3 separate regions of the Mus musculus genome follow, and regions 2 and 3 are each linked to region 1. Evidence: chromatin loops called from intact Hi-C (ENCODE). Cell type or tissue: heart. All regions are shown on one strand. Each heading gives the region's core, and the rest is flanking DNA. Links, peaks and the distances in the headings are about the cores only.

Region 1 (8,025 bases), core at 1,568-6,567:
AGTGGTTGCACCAATTCACACTCCCGAGTGCAACCTGCACAAGATCCTGCTGCTGCACGTTCTCTCTGAGGCGTGTGTGCTGGTGGTGGTTGGGGGCAAGGACTCAGGTGCCTGGGGAAGAAGGGAAGGTGGAGGGTGCAGGGGCTGGCAGTGGGAGGAGCCCACTCAGCTTGGCTGGGGCCTGGAGAAGTGTGTGGCTGGCCCATCTGATGAAGACTCACTAGAGAGCTTTAGTTTTGTACTCAATGGCACTTAATAGGCCCAGGAGACCATTCTGTCCTGGTGAGATGTGCCTTTCACATCCCAAGGATGTCAACACAGTCCTAATAAAAACGATTCTTTAAATGTCTTTCCTTCCTTCCTTCCTTCCTTCCTTCCTTCCTTCCTTCCTTCCTTCCTTCTTTCCTTCCTTCTTTCCTTCCTTCCTTCCTTGCTTCCTTCTTTCCTTCCTTCCTTCCTTCCTTCCTTCCTTCCTTCCTTCCTTCCGTCTTTCCTTCCTTCCTTCCTTGCTTCCTTTCTTCCTTCCTTCCTTCCTTCCTCCCTTCCTTCCTTCCTTCCTTCTTTCCCTTTCTCCTCCTCCTTCTCTCTCTTCTTTCTCATCTTTTTTTAAAGGAAATATATATATATCTTGTGTATATATCATGGGACATATGTGAGGATCAGAGGAAATATGAAGGAGTTGGTTCTCTGCTTCTGTGCCCTCAGAGGCCAGAAGAGGTTTTTTGATTCCCTAGAGTTAGAGTAACAAACAGACCATTGTGAATTTCCCAACATGGATGCTGGGAAGAGAGCGCCCGTCCTTTGAAAGAGCAACAAGAACCCTTAACCGCTGAATAACTGCTCCAGCTCTGTGCTGGATAGTTCTAGGCCAACTTGACATGAGCTAAAATCATCTGAGAGAAGGGATTCTCAATTGAGAAAATGCTTCCATAAGATCAGTCTGCAGGCAAACCTATAACACATTTTCTTAATTAGTGATTGGGGGGGGGGCCCAACCCATTATGTTGTCCCTGGGCTAGCAGTCCTGGGTTCTATAAGAAAGCAGGCTGAGCAAGTCAGAGGAAGCAAGCAAATAAACAGCACCTTCCATGGCCTCTGCATCAGCTCCTGCCTCCAAGTTCATGCTCTGTTTGAGCTCCTGACTTCTCTCTGTGATGAACAGTAATGTGGAAGCTAAGCCAAATATACCCTTTCCTCCCCAAGTCGCTTCTGGTCTTGGTGTTTCATCGCAGCAATTGAAACCCTAACTTGGACAACCTCCACCTTTGTTTTCTTACCATGTTCCTGCTCCCCTCTCTTTGGAAAAATGGAAAGAAACAAACTGAGCATATTTTAAATTCTGATCTCCATCATTCTTAGCAGAGCATTAATTAATTGCTTATCCATGGTAATGAAGAGCTAATTACCTAGTGTAGAAAGAAGAAAGGAAACATGAGTATGAATTTTCATCTGGGCTCCCGTGTGACGGAAATGAGAATGAGCTGCTTGTGCTTGGAGCTGACCATCAGTGATTAAAGGAAGAGCTACGGTCTGTTCATGGGCCGCATCTTAGGACTGGGAGGAGGAAGGGACAAGGTAGGCTTAGCCATCTCCTCTTAGGCAGACACAGGGATTAAGAAAGCTGGAACACGGGCTGGAAAGGTAGCTCAGTGGTTAAAAGCACTGACTGCTCTTACAGTGTGCTTAGGATCAATTCTCAGCACCCACATGGCAAATCATAGCTGCCTATATAACTCCAGTTCCAGTGGATTTAGTGCCCTCTTCTGGCCTCCATCAGTTTTTGCACACACATGGCTTATGAAAACACACACATGTACACAATAGATAAACAAAACAAAGAACCCACCCCCCCACACACACACACAAAGATCCCTGCCTAATGACCTTTCTTGCTTTGGCTCACTGCCATTAAAGTGTCACATTGGAACTGTGATTCCAACTATGATGCTCTGCAGACTGCAGAAAGGCCTTCTAGGAATGCAGGACACATTCCCAGCTGCAGAGGGTACTGCCAGCGCTTCCCAGGCTGATGTGCATATGATGACAGATCAACAGGTCACGCTGGTTCCTGAGTTCCCTGCAAAGTCACCTGGGGCTGGGGTCTAGATTACACCAGCTTTGTCTGCTCTTTAAAAAAAATTGTTAATTATTTTACGTGCATGCACATTTTGCCTATATGTGTGTCTGTGTACTATGTGCCTGCCAGGTACTCAGAGAGACCAGGGGAGAGTGTCAGATCCCCTAGAAGTGGGCTTACAGATGGTTATAAGGCTCAAGTGGATTCTGGGAATTAAACCCAGGTCCCCTGGAAGAGCAGCCAGAGCACTTAACCAATGTGTCATCTCTCCAGACCCTTTTCTTTGCTCTGACCCTATGGATGGTGACTACTAGTGACTAGTAGTTTGATGTTCTTGCCTTGACTTCTCCACAACGATGTACACACTGATGATATAAACTCTAACCTGGAATTGACTTTCTCCCCTAAGTTGCTTTTTATTAGAGTGTTGGCTACAGCAGCAGAAATAACTCTAGGTCATGGCCCCGTCCTCTTCCAACATAACCTTAGGAACCAACTGTTCTGACCTTTGGAGGTTCTTCTACTGCTCAGCTTCTCTGTCGGCAGAGACAGCAAAGGCTTCCCTCAGGACAGACCAGGTCCAGAGTAAGGTGAGGGTAGTCTCTGGCTTCCAGATGCCTTCATTGTCCTTGGACACGTTAAAATGTCCCCATTGAGGCACAGGGAGAAAGGCCAAATAAAGTGCTTGCCTTGCATCAGGACCTGAGTTTGGTCTCCAGAACTCAAGTGAACAAGCCTGGTGTGGCGGTGCAGTTGGAATCCCTGTGCTGGGGGGTGGGAAAAAGTCTGTCCTTGGGGTTTGCCTGTCAACCAGCCAAACTACCTAAGAATTCCAGGCCAGTGAGAGAGACCCTGTCTCAAAAAACCAAAGTGGATATCACCTAAGGAATGACACCTGAGCTTGTCCTCCGGCTTCCACACCTATGTGCACACACATGCATGCACACCTGTACACACATATGCACACCTGCTCACACACATATGCACAGTCATACACGAGCGCACACAAATGGCACTGCACTAAGTCCTAGATGATGGAGTCATTGACTCACAGTAGAGGGGTCACCCAACACCTGAGCACTGTTTCTGTAAGCAGCCTGGTTTCTATGGGCTCTCTTGCTGGGTCTCCTTCAAATGTGTCCTCAGCTTGATGCTGGATGTCTCTTAAAACAGCTGTGGTCTCTGAGCTCAGGACCAACTCACTGAGATTGTGTTAGCCCATGTGATTCAGGAAAGGCCAGTGCGCTGTTAATTAAATAGTCATCTCCAGGGACTCAGGATGACACTTCTCTGGCCAAGCTGGCTGATTCCTGCTATTGCTCCAGTCACCGGTAGATGGCACTGTTCTCCCACAACAGATGCCTGCTCCCGCCTAGCTGGCCAGGCTCACCAAAGCTGTCAGCCCTATGATTCCTTGGAGACAGAGACACCCCGTTCCATGATGCCAGCTGTGGACTGTCACTGAGGCTGCGCTCATGGTGCATTTGAAGACCCTCACCAAGAAGATGTCACTAAGAAGAAGCTAAGCACTGGCAAGAAGCTAGGTCTTGGGGGTCCAGTCCCTGCACACACCTGTGTGGTTTGTCTTTCTGACAAGGAAGAGCTGCTTTTGGACTCTAAAAGCCCAATTTCTGCTGCCCCAAGAGATGGCAGTGCCATTTCTAACCCCAGGTGAGCCCGTGCAGTCCAGCAGGGTGTCTGGCAGGAAAGCAGAGGCCAGGACCCTTTCCCGTTCTGGTAGCTACACTGGGTTCCCGGATCTCCAGGGGCTTCTTGGACCTAACGGCTAATACGAGAACTGAGAGGTGAATGGAGAGCTCAGGTCATGGGAAACAGCACGCCTTTCCCTGGGATAGGCTCAGTCTCTGGATGGGGTGGCAGGCTGTGCGGGGAGGGAGGGGATCTAGGTCCCAGGCACCAGCTGTGACACAGCCCTGTGTCCTTAGGCAAATAATTTAAAGTTTCTGAATCTCAGAGAAAAGCAAGGGAGTCATATTCCATTTGAGACGCTCTTCTAACGCCCTGCTGTGGGAGACATGGGAACAGAGCAGATTCAAACTGCAGCAGGAGAGGTTCAAGCTAGATCTGTGAAAAACATCCAGGCTGAGCAATGTAGTGATGAACTGGGACAGGGAACCCTGCCAACTCCACAGTGCCACCTACAGGCTGGAGGACTGAAAAGGAAAGACCAGGCCATGATGTCAGCTGCAGTTCTGGACGTGCAGAGTAACACCAGAGGGTTGGCCTCTAGGAGATAGGATGAGGGTGTAGCAAGAAAAGAGTAGCCCAGGGGTTGTTGGGTATGACGCTCCTCCCTCACTGCGCTTACGGGTTAGAAGCTTGGTTTTCAATGTGGTGATGTTAAGAGGAGATCAGGTAGGAAGAATTTAGACCATTTGGGGTGCTGTCCTGAGAAGGGATTAAAGCAATTCTTGTGGGGTTATGAGAGAGTCATTACTGAAAAGCAAATCTGCCCTCTCTCTAGTCTCCATTTTGCCTTGTGAGGTCCCTCTCTCCTTTCTCTCCTCCCTCTTAGGATGCTATCTACTGCGATATGGAGTCGGAAGTATCTCATCAGAGACTAAATAGATGGAGTTACCAAATCTTGGAGTTTAAGCCTCCAGAACTGTGAGCTAAATAGACCTATTTTCTTAACAAAACATCCAGGCTCATGGATTTCATTACAGTGATAGAAAACAAGCCAGAAGATCCCCATAGAGCAAAGTAAGCAGGCATGCTGAAGGCTAAAGAAAAAAAATTGTTCTCATCTGGAACTTAGCTTTTTTTTTTTTTTTTCCAGTTGGGTCCAGAAGCCAGGAGGGAGCAGAGAGGAGGACAGGATGGTGGACTTGTCCAGGCTGCAACCAACAAACATGTACCAAAAAGATGCAGAGAATCAGGATTTCCAGCCCGGCCTGAACTCTACTGAGCCACATACCACAGAGCATATCCTCCTGTGGACCTTGGAGACTCCCGAAACCGTATCTCCATCCTGACTCTTTAATAGTCCCCACCCTACCCCATATTTCTCAGGAATCTACAGTAACCAGCAGTTTCTGGGTGATCCACAAAAAAAGCCTCTCCAGGTCTTTGAGGGAACCATAACTCTTCCCTGGGCTGAGAGGTGAGGGCGGGGCTGAGTCTCTGCATGGTTAAGGTGACACCTGTGGGTGCTGGGTTAGCCCAGCTCCAGCGTCAGGGAAGGAGGGATGAAACTCCTTCCTGAGAGCCTCTTGGCCCCACAATTAGCTGAATAAAGGTTTGATACATTCAGCAAGTGTTAGCAGAGAAGAGCCCCAGGCAGGGCAGGGGTTGTTTCCTAGGACCCAGGCCGAGGGGATGACCATGACCGAGGGGAACATCAGTCTGCTCAGATATGTGGCTTCTCAGAGACTGACTGGCAGGAGGGAAACGCTGTGGCCCAAACCAACACCCAGACCTATTTAAAGCTTTAATGTTACAAAAGGTCTAGGGGTGCAATGAAGAAAGGAGGGATAAATAATTCAGAAAGCAGAAGGAGAGACATTGCCAGTTCTGATGGAGGTTCGTGCTGGCTGAATTCGCAGCTGCACCCAGCCTCCCGGGAGAGGGTGCAAGCCAGGACAGAGGCCGGCTGGCTTGGCTCTCAAAATGTTTCTTGCAAACCTTTCCTCTCACCTCCTCCTCCCTTCTCAGGGCCCTGTGAGGTGAGGCGTTTCAGATGGGCCATGCTAGCCTGGAGCCCAAGACCCCTGACCACCAGCCAGCCAGCCTTGTTCATGCCTCAGACTCCTGCACCCTGTGGGATCCAGTGAGGGACACAAAACATTGCTGCTTCTGGAGTAACCAAAAAAAAAAAAAAAAAGACCTGTGGGAATTTTGGGTTTTGTCGTGTTTGTTTTGTTTTTATGTATATGTGATTGTATGAGTGTGTGGGTTTTTTTATGTATGAGATTTATGTGAGTGTGTGAATAGGTATGTGTGAGTATGTGTGTACATGCAGATGCCACAGCACACTTAGGGAGATCAGAGGACAATCTCCAAGGCCAGTCCTTGCCTTCTTTGTTTCTGTTGTCCCCACTGGGTCTGGCCTTCCCCAGCCCACGAGCTTCTGAGGATTCAGCTCTTTCTTCTCATCTCTCTTCTCATAGGAGCTCTGGGATTTCAGAGTCACACAACTGTGTCTGGTTTTGTTTACATGGGTGTTGGGGATTTGAACTCAGGTCATCGTGTTTGCACAGCAAGTATACTACCCACTGAGCCAAGACCTGGTTTTCTGAGAGTAACTTTTGTTTTTTAAGATTTACTTATTTTATTTATATGAGTACATTGTAGCTGTCTTCAGACACACCAGAAGAGGACATCAGATCCTATTATAGATGACTGTGAGCTGCCATGTGGTTGCTGGGATTTGAACTCAGGACCTTCGAAAGAGCAGTCGGTGCTCTTAACCACTGAGCCATCTCTCCAGCCCTTCTGAGGGTAACTTTATACAACTGTGTGATCCTGGCAAGGTTTTATATCCTCTCTGGTCCCTCAGAGGCTTCACTTTTCTTTAGGATAAAGATGTGAGCATCACCAGCTGGACTGATGCTCCTGGCATATTCCCATAATGCCAGCTCTTGGAGGGCAGAGGGTGTTTAAGGTCATCCTTGGCTACTTAGTAAGTTCAAGTACAGGCTGGGCTATACAACAGACCCCCAACCTCTAGTTTTGGTTTTTCAAGACAGGTTTTCTCTGTGTAACCCTGGTTATCCTGGAACTCACTCTGTAGACCAGGCTGTCCTCAAACTCAGAGATCCACTTATCTCTGCCTCCCAAATGCTGGGATTAAAGGTGTGCACCACCACCACCCTGCAACCTGTCTCTTATATAAACACAAAATAATAAAAATGAAAAAAATTAAACTTATCCAGTCTGATAATCTCTGTTTCTAGGCTGTAACTAGGAGATAAGAAGAATCAGAGTTTACCTTGTGAATGGTTTGAATGGAGAGGAGATCACTTGCATTGTGTTCCATGGGGACGTGTCCTCTGCTTCCTGCCTCCTCCCCCTCCCTCTCCCTCCTCCTCCCCCCTCTCCTTCTCCCCCTCCCTCTCCCTCCTCCTCCCCCCTCTCCTTCTCACCCCCCCCTCAGTTCAGCCCAGGGAATCCGGACAAGAAAGTTGCTCTGTCTTAGTTTGAGTTTCATTGCTGTGAAGAGACACCATGACCACAGTAACTCTTATAAAGGCAAACATTTCATTGAGGCTGGCTTTCAGTTTCAGAGGTTTAGTCCATTATCATGGTGGGAAGCATGGCAGTATGCAGGCAGACATGGTGCTAGAGAAGGAGCTGAGAGTCCTACATCTTGATCTGTAAGCGGCAGAAAAGGGACTCTCTGTCTCATTGACTGTAGCCTGAGCATATACAACCTCAAAACTTGCTCCCACTGTGACACTCTTCCTCCAACGAGGCCACACCCACTCCAACAAGGCCACACCCACTCCAACAAGGCCCTGTGTCCTAACAGTGCCACCCCCTATGAGCCAAGCATTCAAGCACATGAGTCTATGAGGCCATACCTAATCAAACCACCACATCTTCTCTTCATCTTAGAAACTCATTTGGAAAACAAAAATCCATTTTCCTAGCTTTCTCTTGTCTAGACCCAGAAGCCAGAAGCTTATCAGTGTTAATGAAGCCAGGACCTAATTATTGAGCATACTCATGTTAAAAAGGGCCTTTCAAATCATGCAGAGAGCTAACACACTCAGAATAAAAAGGAAAGGAAAGCTGTTATCTTGAAATGCCTGGGCTCCTACCTGGGCTGAACCTTTGAAGCCCTTATGGGTAATTAGGTGTCTTCCAGCACTGTACAGTCTCAACCCTGCATGGGGAAGATGTCCCCTTCAAGGCAGAGGGGTCATCAGAAGGGACAGCTTTCAACTTTCTGCATGTAGTTCTCTTCCAGCTTGCTTTTTGTGAAC
Region 2 (8,025 bases), core at 1,112-6,111, 65 kb after region 1:
TTCCGTGCACAGCCCACAAGAGCTTCTCCACTCTCTGCCAAAGGCCTTTCCTCATTCAGTCCCCAGTGAGAAGTCAAACTGAAGCACATTGCTGGTGATCTGAGGGAGGGCCTATCGAGGGGAATGCAGGTGGGGGTGGAAGGTGTGTGGGGCCAGTCCCCTGGGCATGGGTGTGTCCCCACACTTCTAGATGAACCTCCTTTCTCATAAGTCTTCTTTCTCAGGCTATGCCAGGAACCCTCATTTTGACCATTGCAAATGCCATTCGTTCTTTTCTTGGGGACATCCTATTTCTGGTTGAGTTCTAACCGTGTCTGATCCAACACACACATTTCTCCTAGGTATTCCAGTGCTCAGAGAACCTGGAGAAGATGGGAGACTTGGGCTCTCTGGCGTTCTATTCATTCCCTCCTGGAAAGGTACAGGAGAAGGGAGTTTCTGGGATTTGTTCGTCAGCATCCATAGTCTGCCTCAGTTTCCTTGAGCTGTTTCCCCAATCCTTAATTCAGGCTAAGATGGGGCTGGGAGAGCAGCCTCCATAGCAACAAGAGGTCAACAAGAACCTTAAATCTTGCTTTTGCTTACTTCTGTTCCCTCTAGCATTTATTCTTACTCCTGGTACCCACCTGCTTCACAGCAGTGGCCCGGGTTCAACTTTCTGGCCTGAGGTCCTCGCTGCTTCTGAGCTTGGCATCTAGACTCTCCAAATCGGGCTCTTCGAGGGAGTGGCCAGCTTAGGTGTTGTCTGGTTTTGAGCTCTGTCCGCGATAGATCGTCAAAGTTGTTGCGCCCGAGGAGAGCAGGGGCTCTGGCTAAGCTGGAGTCTCCGGCTTAGAGCACCTAGATGCTCTGGTCCAGCACCCACCAGTTCTGCGGGGCTAGGCCGGGTCCTCCCGAGCTTTCGGTCTGCAGGTTGAGGAGCGCGCAGCCGCTAGACTGGGAGTCGTTCTCGCTACTCCAGCCTTTGCGGGCACCGCCGGCTTCTTCGAAACTGTGTGGGGGTGCTCTGCGGGGAACCTGGGCACAGCTGGCCCGCAGCGGCCTCTTGTGGCGCACAGCAAGTCAGGAATAGAAGCCCACCGACTCTCTTTTCAGGGACAGTTCCTTGAGCAAAACACATCAATTATAGCAGGTCACTAAAACTTTCAGGAATGTGGCCCCTAGTCTAGTAGTTCAAGGAGGTAGGTGGTATTTTGGGATGGGGATAGGCGTTGCATCTGGGAGTAGTATTCATTTAGACCAGCAGTAGGCTGTTACTTAAATCCGAGCTCATTAAATCTTACAATTCAGTTCTTCAGACCTCGGACAGGGTTTCACACCTGTAATCCAGAATTTCGGAGACAAGGCAGGGGTTAAGTGTGAGACCCTATCTAAAACAAACAAAAAAAACAAACAAACAAGCATACATACATACAAACAACAATAAAACTCAAACCAAACCGAACAACCTTCTAAACCCAAACAAAGAAAGAAAAGCACAGCAGGGGTAGGGAGATGGGAAGGTAAGATTGCCTGAAAGTTTGAGGAAGTTTGGTCTGTATGGTTTACACAAGGTTCCAGACCTGCTAATGGCTACTTAGCCAGACCACATCTTCAAAGGAAAGAAAGAGAAAAGGAGGTGGTGTGTGTGTGTGTGTGTGTGTGTGTGTGTGTATAAAATCCAGTTCTTTGTTAGTACAATCAAGTGTTATTTAAGGTGCTTCCCAGGCACTAAAAGCAGACCACTGTATTAGAAGATTCTCAAGTTGCATAGTTTTTGGTTTTTTTTTCTTTGTTTTGTTTTGTTTGTTTGTTTGTTTGTTTTACCACAGGGGTTCCCGGCTGCCACCCGGGAAGGATAGTAAATACTTTCAACGGGCTGGAGAGATGGCTCAGCAACCACACGATGGCTCACAACCATCTGTACAGCTGCAGTGTACACATATACATAAAATAAATAAATAAATATTTAAAAAAATATACTTCCAGCACAGAAGTGCTGCCCTCCTGCGTGGGAGGACCAAGGGTAGTACCGGGGTGGAGAACCAGGCTGCAAGGTTTCACCAGGCATGAATGGCCCTGTGGATAATGGGTGTGACTCTCACCTTGGAAACCAAATCTGAGGTTTCTAGTATCTTCATCAGAAAGACAGTCAATAGTCCCAACAACAAAAATACGACAGGTTCATGTTTTGGGCTCATTAAACACTTGAGGGTAGAAGTGTGCTGTGACTCTGCCTCTTCCCAGCAGAGGTGTATGTACCTGTTAGAGTAAGGAAGGTTTGGGAACGTAATAGTGTGGGGGAAACAAAGAAGGACCCTGCTTCTGGATCCTGAGCATACAGCCCGGGACGGGGCGCTCCCTCTCTCTGGATCTCTCTTTCCAGGGTGCTGAGAATTGAATTCAGGTTATCAGGCTTGGCACTTTTGCCTGCTAAGCCATTCCCCCTACCTCTTTAAGACCAAGTCTCATTATGTAGCCTTGGCTAGTCTGGAATTTACTATGTACTCAGGCTAGCCACCAACTTGTGCTCATCCTGTCTCTACCTCTGCCTCCTAAGATTATAGATGTGTGCCACCATGTTTGTTCTGAGAATGCCCTCTTCCCGCCCCACCCCCTTCTCCTCTGTAATGGAGGAGTGTCATTCAGCTCCCAGCAGGGTAAGCATCTCACCAACTTTTCCTGCCTTCTTCCTCCTTGCTCTCACTGTACTGCCTCAGGGAGAGGGCCGGGAATGACTGAAGAGGTCTGATGGTCTAGGAATAGGAGAGGGGTTCAGATGCACGAGAGCCCTAGAGTTTGGTTATAGATGGGAGCCAGAGTGGTTCCAGAGTTCAGGGGAGCAGCTAGCATCCCTGTCCATGATCTGATACTGGAGTCCAGGGGTCAATAGACCCCAGTTCTGTGGCGTGGCCCATCTTTGCAGTCACACTGTGGATGCTGTGAAGAGCCCAGAAGCTGGGTGATGCCGAAAGGTGATAGATAAACTGACCCAGAAACACTGAATAATAAAACTAAAGCTTTTTTTTTTCTCTCTCTCCAGTCTTTGGCTTCCCACTGACATTATCAGACAGTTGGCTTCAGTTTTTCTCAGGAAGAAAACACTCATAGTGGCAGTATGCATGTTCTTTGCCCCTGGCTGCCTTTGAGTCTGATTTTATCAGTCCTCCCCACCTCTACCCTGGTGATTTCATTTTTCTCTGCCCTGCCCTTCCCCTACCCCCAAACACAGACCTAATTACAGCAAGTTTGTACTTTGAATGACCACTGTGTAATTTTTATTTAGAAGTGGTCGAGAAAGGCGGCACAGGTTAGCCCAGGATATGAACAGGATGCACATAGCTGGGTGCCTTGAGGTGGAGTCTCAGCTAAGAACAGGGAGTCGTGGTTCCCTCAAGGAAGGGCCTTGACTTCTGCTAAACTGTGTGTTGGGGATAGATGAAGGAGTGGATAGTGATCAACTCTCTAAGCCCAAGTATAAGGACAGAATTCTTTCTGAATCGGGTCAGTAATCCTTCCCTAGAGAGAAGACAGAGAAAAACAGCCCCTCTGTGTGAATCGTAGTGGGCTTTCCTGCGACCCACACACGCTTTTGGCCTGGCCTTTGTCTCCCCCTGGCGGTAGCCAGAGAACTTGCTCAGCATTGCTTTTCTGCTTGCAACCTCAGGGTGGAAATTTAGGAGTCCCGCTCCCCTCTGGGCCTTTTTCCTAGTCCAGAGAAGCCAGTATCTGTAGCAGGTTCTGACATGGGTATGAATCTCTAAGTGACTGCGTGAATCTTAGGCAAGTCTATAAAAGAACAGGAGACTGTCTACTCCTACTTCATCTGTAAAATGGGTGTAGCTTACCTTGCATCGTTTTGTATAGTGATCTAACAACTAGACCGTGCCTTATAGAGGGCCCAGTGTGGAGCAAGCCCTCAATAATCATATTTATTTACTATGTCGTTAACCTTACTAACTGGCCAGCAGACGTCTAAATATGGAGGTACGGTTCTGAGAAAGTGGGATGGAAGTGACAATTGTTCTTTCGAACGTGGAGGTGACCTTTAGGAAGAATAGTGCCTTCAGGCTGCCTGGCCTGGTTAGCACCGCGACTAGCACCAGTTCTCTCTGCTCTCGACTCTGCAGCCCTAACCCAAAGTGTTGTCACACCAAACCCTTCACACCCAAGAGGATGTTTCGCTCTGAAGTCATCAGCTCTATAATTCTCCATTCTGGCTGGCCCACCCCCAACCGAGCGCGAGGAGGCTGCCTCGCCCACCCTCGTCATAATGGGCAAATTCTAGCGGATTAAATCTAGCGGATGTCTAACCTACAGCATGGTTGAAATATTTCCTTCGTTCCGCTTCTTTCCCACAATAGACCCTTCCCCTTTGACACTCAGGCGGGACAAAGCAGGGATGCGGAGGCGAGGAGCGGGTGGAGCAGTTCCCGGGTAGCCTGGAGCCTGGGGAAGTTTGTTAAGGACCAGGAGTGGGCACCGCCCACCTGGAACCCTAGGGGCGGGGCCTCTCAGGGGGCGGGCCCACGGTCGAGGGCGGGGCACGGAGGCAGCATGCTAAACCGGGTGCGCTCAGCCGTGGCGCACCTGGTGAGCTCGGGTGGCACTTCTTCCCAGCGCTCCAAGTCCCCAGATCTGCCCAACGCTACCTCAGCGCCTCCCGCCGCCCAAGAAACACCTAAGAGTTCCCGGGAGAAGCCTGGGAACCAGGTCGGCGCGCCCCAGAAGACCGCGGAGACTACTGTGAGCTTCTCTCGACCCACCTTTCTGCAGCTGAGCCCCGGAGGGCTGCGGCGCGCCGACGACCACGCAGGCCGGGCTGTGCAAAGCCCCCCAGACACCGGCCGCCGCCTGCCCTGGAGCACAGGCTATGCCGAGTGAGCGCCCCGGGGCTCCCAGACGAGGATGGGACTCCCATTCTCCCGGGAGACGCATCCCGGCTTCAGGAACCATCCCAGGAACCTGCACCCCTCCCAGACATCCCCCGGACGGGGTGCAAATTCCACGACCTTCTTCAGGACCTTGTTCACCCTGCCCCTCGTCGACTCAGGACAGTCCCCACCCAGGGAGGGCGCAGGGAGCACCGCCGAGGATGAGTTGGCGGGTTCCAAGTCGCGGCCCGCGGTTCACAGGCTAGGGGAGGGGAGGTTTGAGAAGGACTAGTTCCTTTTGCCAGGGAGATCGCGGGTGGAAAGACTCGCTCATCCGCTTCCTGGCCCCAGCTCCCCAGTTCCCTGTCCTTCTTACCGGTCCCCTCCCCCTCCACACCCAGAAATAGCCCGCGACACCAGAAGGCCTCTGGCTTCCCGGGCGGGGGAGGGGTCCGCCCGCAGAGCACGACGGTTCCCTTTGGTTATGGGTGTGTAGACAGATAGGTGCCGGTAGAGATCAGCGTACTCTCAGAACCTGTATATTTTAAAATCATCTTCGGGGAAAGCCAAGCCAAGCCACCAGGGGAATGGGGGCACTGAGGTCGTGGAAGGAGGTGGTGGGTAGCCCCGCACCTCCTCATTAGCTTCTCCGTTGGAAGGGGTTTGTAGCTAAGAGATTCCTGCCCAGTCCAGGTGGGTCTACATACCCTATTTGGGCCGGAGCGCTTACCCACTCTTAAGAAAAACCGGAACTTTCACTGGGTCGTTTTAGGATGAGGGTTAATGTGTGCATGAAGGTGAAGGTGCCATGAATCACTGTCTGAGCTGGTTGAGACTGGAGGTGGGGTGTAGTATTTTGACCAGCAGGGGAGTAAAATTTACTGTTCCTGTTTGGCCACTCCCACCCCCACCCCCAGCACCACCTTCCGGAAAGTCTCCTTAGCCAAGGATGGAGGAACTGAGGCAGGCAGTTACTGTTGCGGGCCTTTCTATGAGGCTGTACGTTCTGCCGCCAGACAGTACTTCTTGCTGGCCCTGCCTTCTCCTCTTCCCTCTGGCTTGGAGCCCAGGCAGCTGTGACCTTTTTCAGCTTGGCCAGCGAGCAGGAGAGGATGTGTGTGTGTATGTGAGTCTAAGGTGGGGGTTATTCCAGGACCTAGTCTGGTGTCTAACCTGGTGTGGGACGCTCTCTGGTAGGGTCATCAATGCTGGCAAGAGCAGGCACAATGAGGATCAGGCTTGCTGCGAGGTTGTGTATGTGGAAAGTCGGAGGAGCAGGAGCGTTACAGGGGTCTCCAGGGAGCCTAGCCATAACCAGGTAATACTCCATCCCCTTTCCTAATCTCCAGAGATGCGATGGCACCTCTCCCCTGGGGTTTCAGGCATTGGTTCTAAATGGGAGAGGTGTGGAGGTTCTCCCTCTGTCACAGAAGCCCTAAGTGGCTTCGATTTGATTAGTTCTGCTAGGAAAGTTTACTATTCCATTTCACATGTGACTGTTCATGCACTTATGGATGATTAAACTAATCAGTACTGACCTTTGCATTCTTCATGTTTTGAACTTGGCTCCTCTTTCTCTTGACACAGTAGGCTGTGCATGAATAAGTGAATAGATCTAAATTGCCTTGATATCACACTCAGATCTCCCATGTGATGGTTATATGGCTGCTAACCTGCCCTGTCTCCCTCCATCCCTACCGACTTCCAACTTTTTCTTCACCAGGGCTTCTGCTTTTACTACTGGGGCCTGTTTGATGGGCACGCTGGTGGAGGAGCAGCTGAAATGGCCTCCCGGCTCCTGCATCGCCACATCCGGGAACAGCTCAAGGATCTAGTAGAAATACTTAAGGATCCCTTGCCGCCTCCCCTCTGTCTCCCATCCACTCCTGGAACCCCAGGAGCCCCCAGTCCTTCACAGTTGGTTAGCCCTCAATCCTGCTGGTCTCCACAGAAGGAAGTGACCCATGACAGCCTGATAGTAGGAGCCATTGAGAATGCCTTCCATCTCATGGTGAGTGGATGGCCTAGGCCAATAATGTGCTAAGTAGGCATTCTAGTCAACACTGTGAGGTGGAGGTGGGTGGGTGAACCCTAGAATCCACACTGCCTTTGAGAGCCTGAGCGGAGCTTGGTCCTGTTACCCTGTGTGGTCCTCTTCTCTTCCACTCTGGCCTGGAGAGGTGCAAGGTGGAGTAGGTGACTATGTGCCGCAGGTTTTTCTGTTTCCTTTGACCCTTCCTCACCTGGCAGGATGAGCAGATGGCTCGGGAGCGGCGTGGCCACCAAGTGGAAGGGGGCTGCTGTGCACTAGTGGTGCTGTACCTGCTAGGCAAGATGTATGTGGCTAACGCAGGTGACAGCAGGTGAGTGGGAAGAGGGCTTTGAGAGTGGCCGTAAAAGGGGAACATCCTCCCTAGGATGAGGGGAATGCAGAGAGTGAAGGGGTGCTGGGTTAAGTATTAAAGACCGCAGTGATCAGTAAGATATAAGGAAAGGTTGCCATATCCACGGGGGACGGAGAGATGAGGACCCAGGCAAGACATCATCAGGCTCATTATGGGGAGGGCCTGGTCCTCCTGCATGGAATTCTCCACTCAGACCGAGAAAGCCAGGTCCAGACTCTTTCTGTCTCTGGGCAGGGCCATCATTGTCCGAAATGGGGAGATCATTCCGATGTCCCGGGAGTTCACACCAGAGACGGAGCGCCAGCGTCTTCAGCTGCTTGTAAGCAGGGGCTAAAATCCCTATCCCTGGTCTTTCCTCTCAAGCCTTTCAAAGCTTCCCACTGGGAACTTCCTGGGAAGGTGCTGCGTGGACGTCTGTGGGGTGTTGGGTGAGCTGAAGGGGTAATGCAGCCGGAAGGAGCCTGGGCTGTCTGTGTAGCCCCAGGAAGGAAGTAGAGTCAGAGGTGGGGGCGGGGGTGAGAATAACAAAGGCCGGAGCAAGGGTGTGTTATCTTCGTGCATCCTCTCTTGTGGTCTCTCTATCCTGATTACCTGGGGTTGAATCCTATGTTGCTAATTGTGTGACCTCTGACAAGCCCCTTACTCAATTGTTTGTGCTTTGCTGGCTTCTGTGAGGGGCGAATGAGTCCATTCATGCTAATATTAGAGGAGTGTGTGGCCTGCAGTAAATTTTAAGGTTTAGTTATAATTTAAGAGCTACACATTGG
Region 3 (8,025 bases), core at 1,112-6,111, 340 kb after region 1:
CACCGTAGATGTCCTAAGTGTTTGTTGCTGGCCTGGAAGGCCATGGTAGAGCAAAAGAGGTTATACTGGAAATGAAGACAACAAACCCAGGTCTGGTCACTGCCCTGTCATAAACTGTTGTTAACAAATCACCACCGAGTGGGCGGCTTAGAACAACACAGCATGTTCTCTCTGTCTGGAGGCCAGAGGTCTTCAAGCAGTTGTTGACAGGTTGTGTCCTTCTGGGGGCTGTGAAGACACCCATCCCATGACTGTCTCCTGATTTGTGGCTCCAGGCACTCCCTGGCACTTCTTGGCTCTTGCATCACCCCAGTGTCTGCCTCTATCTCGACCTGGCCGCCTTCCCTTTTGCCTCAGTATTTCTTTCTATATGTCCTCCTCTTTCATAAAGACACTTAGACATATGGGACTTAGAGAGCACTATGACTGTTTTCTTTTGTGAGCTGGTGTCTCTTTATATAGACCATGCTGGCCTGGAAATCACAATAGGTGGATGTATAAGCATGTACCCCTGTGCTTGGCTCATCTTAACTCATGATGTTTACGAAGACCCTATTCCAAACTAGTCCACATTCTGAGGATTGGGGTGGACAGTAGTGTTTAGAGGACCAGCTTGGTACTAATCTAGTCGGCAATCTCCTCACTTAATCCTAATCATATATATATATATGTGTGTGTGTGTGTGTGTGTGTGTGTGTATGTGTATCTGTATATGTGTGTGCTTATATATTATATGATATGCTATAATATATAATGGTTTATAGTGTATATTATACCAATTAAATATTAAATTGTGTCCCAGGTACTGTGGAGTTAATTTATATAAAGCACCTGTGTCAGTACCCTAGGAAGAATATTAATATTCCCATTTTTCCAGATTTGGAAAATTGAGTTCAAAGAGGCCCACAACTGAAGAATTGGGTCAAGTCTTTTTCTGAAATGGGAGAACTTTGTAGGTAGACATTTTAAGTGTTTGGGAGGCAATGATAGAGTAAAGGAGGTTGGACTGGCTAAATACAGAGCACACCCTCACAATTACTGTGTTGCATCACCTCTCACCATGCTCAGTGGGTTAGGACAATAGAGAATGCAGCAACATCTTTTCGGTTTGTGGGGCCGGCGAGATGGCTGGGTAAGGGCACCTGCTGCCAAGCCTGACGATGGGAGCTCTGTTCTTGAAACCCAGGTGGCAGAAGGACAGAGTGAACATCTACAGACTGTCCATTAAGTTCTTTTAAAAATTTTTATGAACGAAGACCAAAGTGTGGACACTTTGCCCCTTCTTAGAAATGGGAACAAAACACCCATTGAAGGAGTTACAGAGACAAAATTTGGAGCTGTGACGAAAGGATGGACCATCTAGTGATTGCCATATGCAGGGATCCATCCCATAATCAGCGCCCAAACGCTGACACCATTGCATACACTAGCAAGATTTTGCTGAAAGGACCCAGTTATAGCTGTCTCTTGTGAGACTATGCCGGGGCCTAGCAAACACAGAAGTGGATGCTCACAGTCAGCTATTGGATGGGTCACACTGCCCCCAATGGAGGAGCTAGAGAAATTACTCAAGGAGCTAAAGGGAACTGCAACCCTATAGGTGGAACAACATTATGAACTAACCAATACCCCGGAGCTCTTGACTCTAGCTGCATATGTATCAAAAGATGGCCTAGTCGGCCATCACTGCAAAGAGAGGCCCATTGGACTTGCAAACGGTATATGCCCCAGTACAGGGGAACCCCAGGGCCAAAACGGGGGAGTGGGTGGGTAGTGGATGGGGGGGGGGTGGGTATGGCGGACTTTTGGAATAGCATTGAAAATGTAAATGAGGAAAATACCTAATAAAAATAAAATAAAATTTAAAAAATTTATGTGTATTCGTGGTTTGTCCACATCTACATATATGTGAGGGCATCAGATCCCCTAGAACTGGAGTTACACAGTTGTGAGCTACCATGTGGTTGCTGGGAATTGAACCTGGGACCTCTGGAAGAGCAGCCACTGCTCTCAACCACTGACCCATCTCTCTAGCCCATTATTTAACTTCTACACTCAGGTCATGGCAATGCAAGCACACACACAAATACATGAATAAGCATAAATAATTTTTTTTTTAAAGATTTATTTATTTATTTATTATATGTAAGTACACTGTAGCTGTCTTCAGACACTCCAGAAGAGGGCATCAGATCTTGTTATGGATGGTTGTGAGCCACCATGTGGTTGCTGGGATTTGAACTCCGGACCTTTGGAAGAGCAGTCGGGTGCTCTTACCCACTGAGCCATCTCACCAGCCCACATAAATAATTTTTTATGGGACTTGGTGAGATGACTCAGCAGCTAAGAACACCGACTTCTCCAAAAGGCCAGGATTCCATTCCTAGCACCCACATTTCAACTCACAGTATCAGTTCTGGGGTTCCATCTCTACCCTCCTCTGGCTTCCCGGTACTCCAGGCATGCACGAAGTGCACGGACATACACGAAGGTAAAATATTCATAGACATAAAAAAAGTAAAATAAAAAAAAATGTAAAGGTGAGTATGGAATGCTTGGAGCTGAGTAGTTTTCTTGCAGTTGTGTGAGTGGTTTGAATTAATTTTAAAATGGGGGAGGGGGAGGGGAAGGGGGAGAGGAGGGGGAGGGGAGGGATAAAGGTTAGATTCCCAGTGCCACATAAAAACAGAACAAGAACAACAAGAGAAAAGCCAATAGCGCCGTGACTCTCGGTAACTCCAGTTTCAGGAACTGGCACCATTATATATGTACATGCAGGCAAAGCACTAATGCACTAATTAATAGCAACAACAACAACAACAATAAACAAACTGTTAAAGGACAACTGCCCAAAGTGTGGGCGGTTACCTGAACCTCAGTTTCCTTACTTTTAAAATGAGATGATCGCCTCTATCTCCAACCCCAGGCTGTGAATATCAGTAAGATGGTGTACATTAAAGTAGCCCATCAATTTCCACGTGGGATTTTGTAAATCACGTGGAGACCTTTCTGAAGATCTTTCTCCCTGTGAGTTTCTGCTCTCCAACTAAACACCGGAGACTATTGTATTCTAGAGTAGTCTTTTAGCTGTGACCCAGGGCACACTGGCTGATGCTGGGTGAGATAGATGAAGAAGCTGGAGGAACCGTGAAGGGTGCTGTGTCCTACCCACTCTCAAAGACCAGACGCCAGAGGCTCTCTAGTCCGGTGCCAAGCCGAAGGCGAAGGCGAAGGGAAGGTGTTTCATTCCTGCTCCCTGCATTTCCTTCGCATCTTTTGTCCCCACGAAGGCCTTTCTGAGCTACTCTTAATCTTTCTTGCTTGGACCTGAGCGGCCGGGGAAACAGGCGCATTCCTAGATTTTTGGGTGTGGCCCTCACTGCTTTCCTGAGCTTATTGCGCCCTCTAGTGTTGATCGGTGAGCCCTGCAATTGTCTACTTTTCAGGCAGTCTCGTGGTGCGTTGATAGCTTTTCCTTTTATGGGTGTAGGCAGAAAGCCCATCAGGTAGGGGATTCCAAAGACTGGCAGGCAGCTCAAAGAGCCAACTCCAGGAACAGATTGGTTTTTAGCGGAACGTGGCCAGTGTGATTATGACGGAGCCACACGGACTTTCCTTATCCTGGATTGCAGTGAAGGTAGTTCTCAGAGAAGGAAGGAAAAAAACCTATTGAGTATTTACTATGAGACACTGAGCCAGACACTTTGCATATACACCGTGTAATCTTCACATGTATAATTCTCATAACCACCTGACAGGTATATATTACTACTTCTAGCTTTTCAAGAGAAGAAGCAAGTTCAGAGAGGCCAGCCAGCTGGCTCAAGGTAACGTGATACCCACATCGTACCAGTTACTAAGTGTCGACTTCACACCAGGTACAATGCGTTGGTTATCACCACAAGAAAGCTTTAAGGTCCATTTTGCTGATTAGGTAACAGATTTCAATCCTTTAAAAAAAAAATAGTTAAGTAGCTTGCCTGGAGTCATGGAGCAGGGTCTCCCAATCTTTTACTACAGAGCTGGTGGGTGACATAAGTGTGTCCCTAGCCTAGGCCAATGTGACTAGGAAGACTTTTGCATCACTAAAGTCCGTTCTGAGGACCAACTAATTAGGGTCATCTGTTTTCCATGATGGTAGTGAGAAAGTCAGACAGAAGTCTACAGAACCCGAGAAGTCACACAATACTGCTGTCAGGAAAAGCATCCATAGGGCTCTGATTCCCATCTCCCTTGATTTATTCTGTCTGAAACCCACATGTTCCCCCAAGGCTGATGTGCCAGTCAGGGCTGCAGAATACAAACCTCACAGGACCTGAAAGAATTGTTAGAGGGGAAATTCCTGGAAATCGATAAATGACAGGATTCTGAAACCATCCAGTGAGGTTCCCAAGAATCCAAATTATTTTTAACTCACCCTCTCACCCTCCAAACATTCATTCGTCACCGGACTCTTGAGTAATGCTTTGTGTCTCAGAGTGAGTCACATTTTCCTCTCTTCACCGTCGTCTTCAAAATCGTTAAACAACTATTATCATCACACACTCTGAGCGAGGAACTGGTAAACTGTCATTGGTTTCTTTATCCTGTTTTTTTTGACAGAGTTTCACTACAGCCTTGGCTGACCAAGAACTTGCTCTGTAGACCAGGCTAGCCTCAAACTCACAGAGAACAGCCCGCCTCTGTCTCCTGAGTGCTGAGATTAAAGGCTTGCACCGCTCCCGTTTCTTATTTCTAAATGTAATTTTCATACATTTAGATAGGTGGGAGATGGTATTAGTTGACTATGATTTTGTTTTGTTTTTTGAGAAAGAGGCTTTCTACACAGCCTTGACTGTACTGGAACTCATTATGTAGACCAGACCTGCCTCTTCCTCCTGGGTGCTTGGATTAAAGCTGGCTGACTACACACACACACACACACACACACACACACACACACACACACCAATCCCTCCTGCATTTTGTGAGTGTGTAGGAGAAAGGATAACCTCTGGCGACATCCTCTGGTACACTGTTTGCTTCCTTTGGGACTGGTCTTTTGCTGATGTGGAACTAATCGGTTAGGCTAGACTGGCTGGGTGGTGGGTCCCGGGGAGCCTTTGCTCTGTCTCCTCAGCAGAGGAGTTATAAGCCACCACGCTGGACGCAGGTCCTCATGCTGGCCAGGCAGGCACTTTATAAAGCCGCTGTCTTCTCAGCTCACTCTTGCCTTTCTGCCTCTACCTTTCTTCCTCCTCCCAAGCCTAGGCTAATCCTTTCTGTCCCTGCTGGGCTCTGGCCTTGCCAAGGGGTTAAAGATGGTCCAAAGGCTGGTCTTCCTCTCCTTTCCTCTTTATTTCCCTCTTCTCCCACACACAGCCTGACATTAAGCAGAAAATAATTTCCACTCTAGGGCCGGAGACAGAGCTTCTGTTGGACCAGGCTGCTCCATGGTTTTGATTTGATGAAGGCCAATTAGGCATTTCCTCTGGTCTGTTATTTCAGCTGAAGCACCACACAGTTGGCTGAATGGGTCCTTGTTGCTCGCAAAAGGGGGACATATTTATAGGGAAAGTAATGGTCCTGTTATGGTTGTCGGCGGTACCGTCATTTCTAGGCAATTTCCTGGTAAGTGCCCTTTGGAGCAAGCACATGCTGGAAGCATCTACGCCCTTAGTTCCTGCTTCACTGCTCCTGTTGGGTCCTATGGGGCCCCCATCTGTCCTGAACAAAGTGACCAGGATTTCTGTTTCTTTGGAAGGAGTTTGAATATTACATGCCCCCCTTTCTGTTGGCCATGTTGCACTCTGTTTTTCTTCTTTTCACTCTTGAAGTGAATATTTCATGCCTATTCCCATTACAGCAGTAACCACCCCCATCTCATTTTGGGACCTGGAATACCCAGGACTTGAGTTAGACTTGTGTAACTCGCTGACCCCAAGAAGTTCTGTTTTCCTGCAGTTATGCGTTCCAAATAAAATAACTCAAGCCACTATCTTACACCATAATCGGGACTCATGCTTCCCAAATAAAATAACTGAAATCATTATCTTACATGGTGATCAGACCTCCTCCAGATGTAAGGGACAGCAAGCTCTGGCCAAACTGGCCCAAGGAAAAGAGGTTTTTATTGGCTGGTGCAATGGAAAAGCCTGTGAAATTTGACTTCAGATGTGGCTTGATCTAGCTTCCCAAAAATTTACCAAGGTCAAGTTTCTCTTTGTGTAGCCTGAGACTCTGTCTCCTGTGTGTGGGGTTCTGTTCTCAGTCACTCTTTCTTTCTTCATAGGTGACGGGCACTGTGGATCCCATTTTATGTATGACCCTCCACATTCAATGGGTAGGATTACCCACTCTTTCCCAGACTGTATCTGTGACTGGACTTAATCCCCGTGTTCCTCCTCCTCCTCCTCTTCCTCCTCCTCCTGTTGATGTTTCAGATAGGGTTTCACTATGTAGCCCAGGCTACTATGGACCTTGTTATGTAGCCCAGGCTTATCTTTAATTCACAGTCAACTGCTTCCAGTTCAGAAGTGCTCAGACTATAGGCAAGGCTTGTGCTAGCATTTATACATTCATGCTGATGACTGGGGCTGGGGGCTGGGCAGCCTTCATCATTTGATCTGTGTCATAGGCTCCACCAGGAGATGTAGTCCAGATTGGTGAAAAGATACCACCTCAAATAAAAATAAAGATAGCTATATAATAAAGATAAAGATAATCACAACCCCCCATCTATTGTCTATAATCCTATATACCTACCTATTGCCTGCCCATCATCTACCTATCTATCATCTCTGTCTATCTGTCCCTAGAAACAGCAAGAATGAATGTTTTGGAAAGCAAACTGTGCCTGACACACATCTGAGTGTTTGTTTTGCGTTTGTTCTCATGTCAGTCTGAGGTACAGCTGCTACCCAGCTGCCACCTGACCCCTCACCTTGTCTTGCCTCGGCCTCAGCCTGGCGTTTCCTTGCTGCTGATCACTGTCATGATATTTAGCCTCCCTCAACTCGTCCTTTCTTGCCCAGAGACCCATTGATAAGAATTGTGCATAGCTGACTTTTACGGGGCCTGAAATGGATGGGGATGGGAGATACTGTGCTGCTGGCTCGTCTAGTCCAGCTCCTCCCACCCTCTGTGAGTGGCTGTCATCGTTAAGGACCTGATTATCTAAAACAGTGTCTTAAAGACTAGAGGTTTTTAAAGTGGAGGATGTCTATCAGTTTCTTTTCTCTGGTAAGAGCAGCTAAAGGGAGGACGGGTTGATGTGGCTCATAGTCAGAGGGTGCCCGCGCATGGCGATCGGGAAGGTATGATGGCAGGAGCATGGCACGGTGGTGTACTGGTGTTCAGCAGTGTGGTAGTTTGGAAGAAAATGGTCCTTTAGGCTCACAGGGAGTGGCACTATTATTAGGAGTGGCTTTGTTGGAGGAGGTGTGTCACTAGCAGGTTGGCTTTGAGATCTCAGAAGTGTCACTGTCACTTCCTGCTGCCTTTGGATCAAGATGTAGAACTCTCAGTTACCTCTCCAGCACCAAGTCTGCCTGCTTGCCACCATGCTTCCCCTGGCGACGATAATGAACTAAACCTCATAACTGTAAGCCAGATGCAATTCAACGCTTTCCCTTTCAAGAGTTGCTGTGGGTCATGGTGTCTCTTCACAGCAACAGAACCCTAACTAAGACAGGCCACCTTTCTCCTTTCCCCCCACCCCTTTTATTCAGTCCAGACCCTTAGCCTATGGGATGGTGCTATCTGCATTCAGGATGACCCTTCCTCATTTTAACACCTGTGGAAAGCACCTTAAAATGCATGTCTGGACATATGTCTTCTAGGTGATTTCAAATCCAGACAAGATGCTAATGAAGGTCACTCATTACGTCCTACCCCAAACACAGCACATTCACCAGTATCATCCCACCCTAACCCTCAGAGGGGCATAGTCATCTCAAAGCAAACGGATTTAGTACATTTATAAGGTCTCCCAAAATCTTAACATTTATAACATTGTTCAAAAAGTGTAGGCACAATGTTTTTGCA

Evidence for each region. Peaks named below come from ENCODE experiments on the same cell type or tissue, not always from the same donor. Only the 100,000 strongest peaks of a DNase experiment are listed, where the experiment ranks them.
Region 2: a loop joins it to region 1, with 4 times the contacts of the local background. A loop is called at or near these places in 27 of 42 quality-filtered maps.
Region 3: it touches region 1 in a loop (14-fold over the local background); 14 of 42 quality-filtered maps call a loop at or near these places.

What each region holds. Positions count from the first base shown.
Region 1 is chr3:104,710,939-104,718,963 of GRCm38, forward strand. No RefSeq gene overlaps it. Among named protein-coding and RNA genes, the nearest start is that of Gm34548, 34 kb to the left of the region's middle. In heart, for the core only: a CTCF peak has its summit at 4,230 (motif pointing left); DNase peaks (open chromatin) are centred at 2,013 and 3,433; H3K4me3 peaks cover 637 bases.
Region 2 is chr3:104,776,551-104,784,575 of GRCm38, forward strand. Ppm1j (protein phosphatase 1J) reads left to right here and starts at 4,506. Exons shown (of 10, transcript NM_027982.2): 1 at 4,506-4,859; 2 at 6,051-6,171; 3 at 6,577-6,864; 4 at 7,104-7,216; 5 at 7,493-7,577. The coding sequence starts at 4,537. It overlaps Tafa3 (TAFA chemokine like family member 3), which reads right to left and starts at 997. Exons shown (of 7, transcript NM_183224.3): 1 at 627-997. In heart, for the core only: a CTCF peak has its summit at 3,600 (motif pointing left); DNase peaks (open chromatin) are centred at 3,601, 4,481, 5,071 and 5,941; H3K4me3 peaks cover 2,403 bases; H3K27ac peaks cover 1,964 bases; H3K27me3 peaks cover 2,144 bases.
Region 3 is chr3:105,055,660-105,063,684 of GRCm38, forward strand. No RefSeq gene overlaps it. Among named protein-coding and RNA genes, the nearest start is that of Cttnbp2nl, 6.7 kb to the left of the region's middle. In heart, for the core only: CTCF peaks have their summits at 1,547 and 3,405 (motif pointing left); DNase peaks (open chromatin) are centred at 3,432, 5,542 and 6,012; H3K4me3 peaks cover 737 bases; H3K27ac peaks cover 2,051 bases.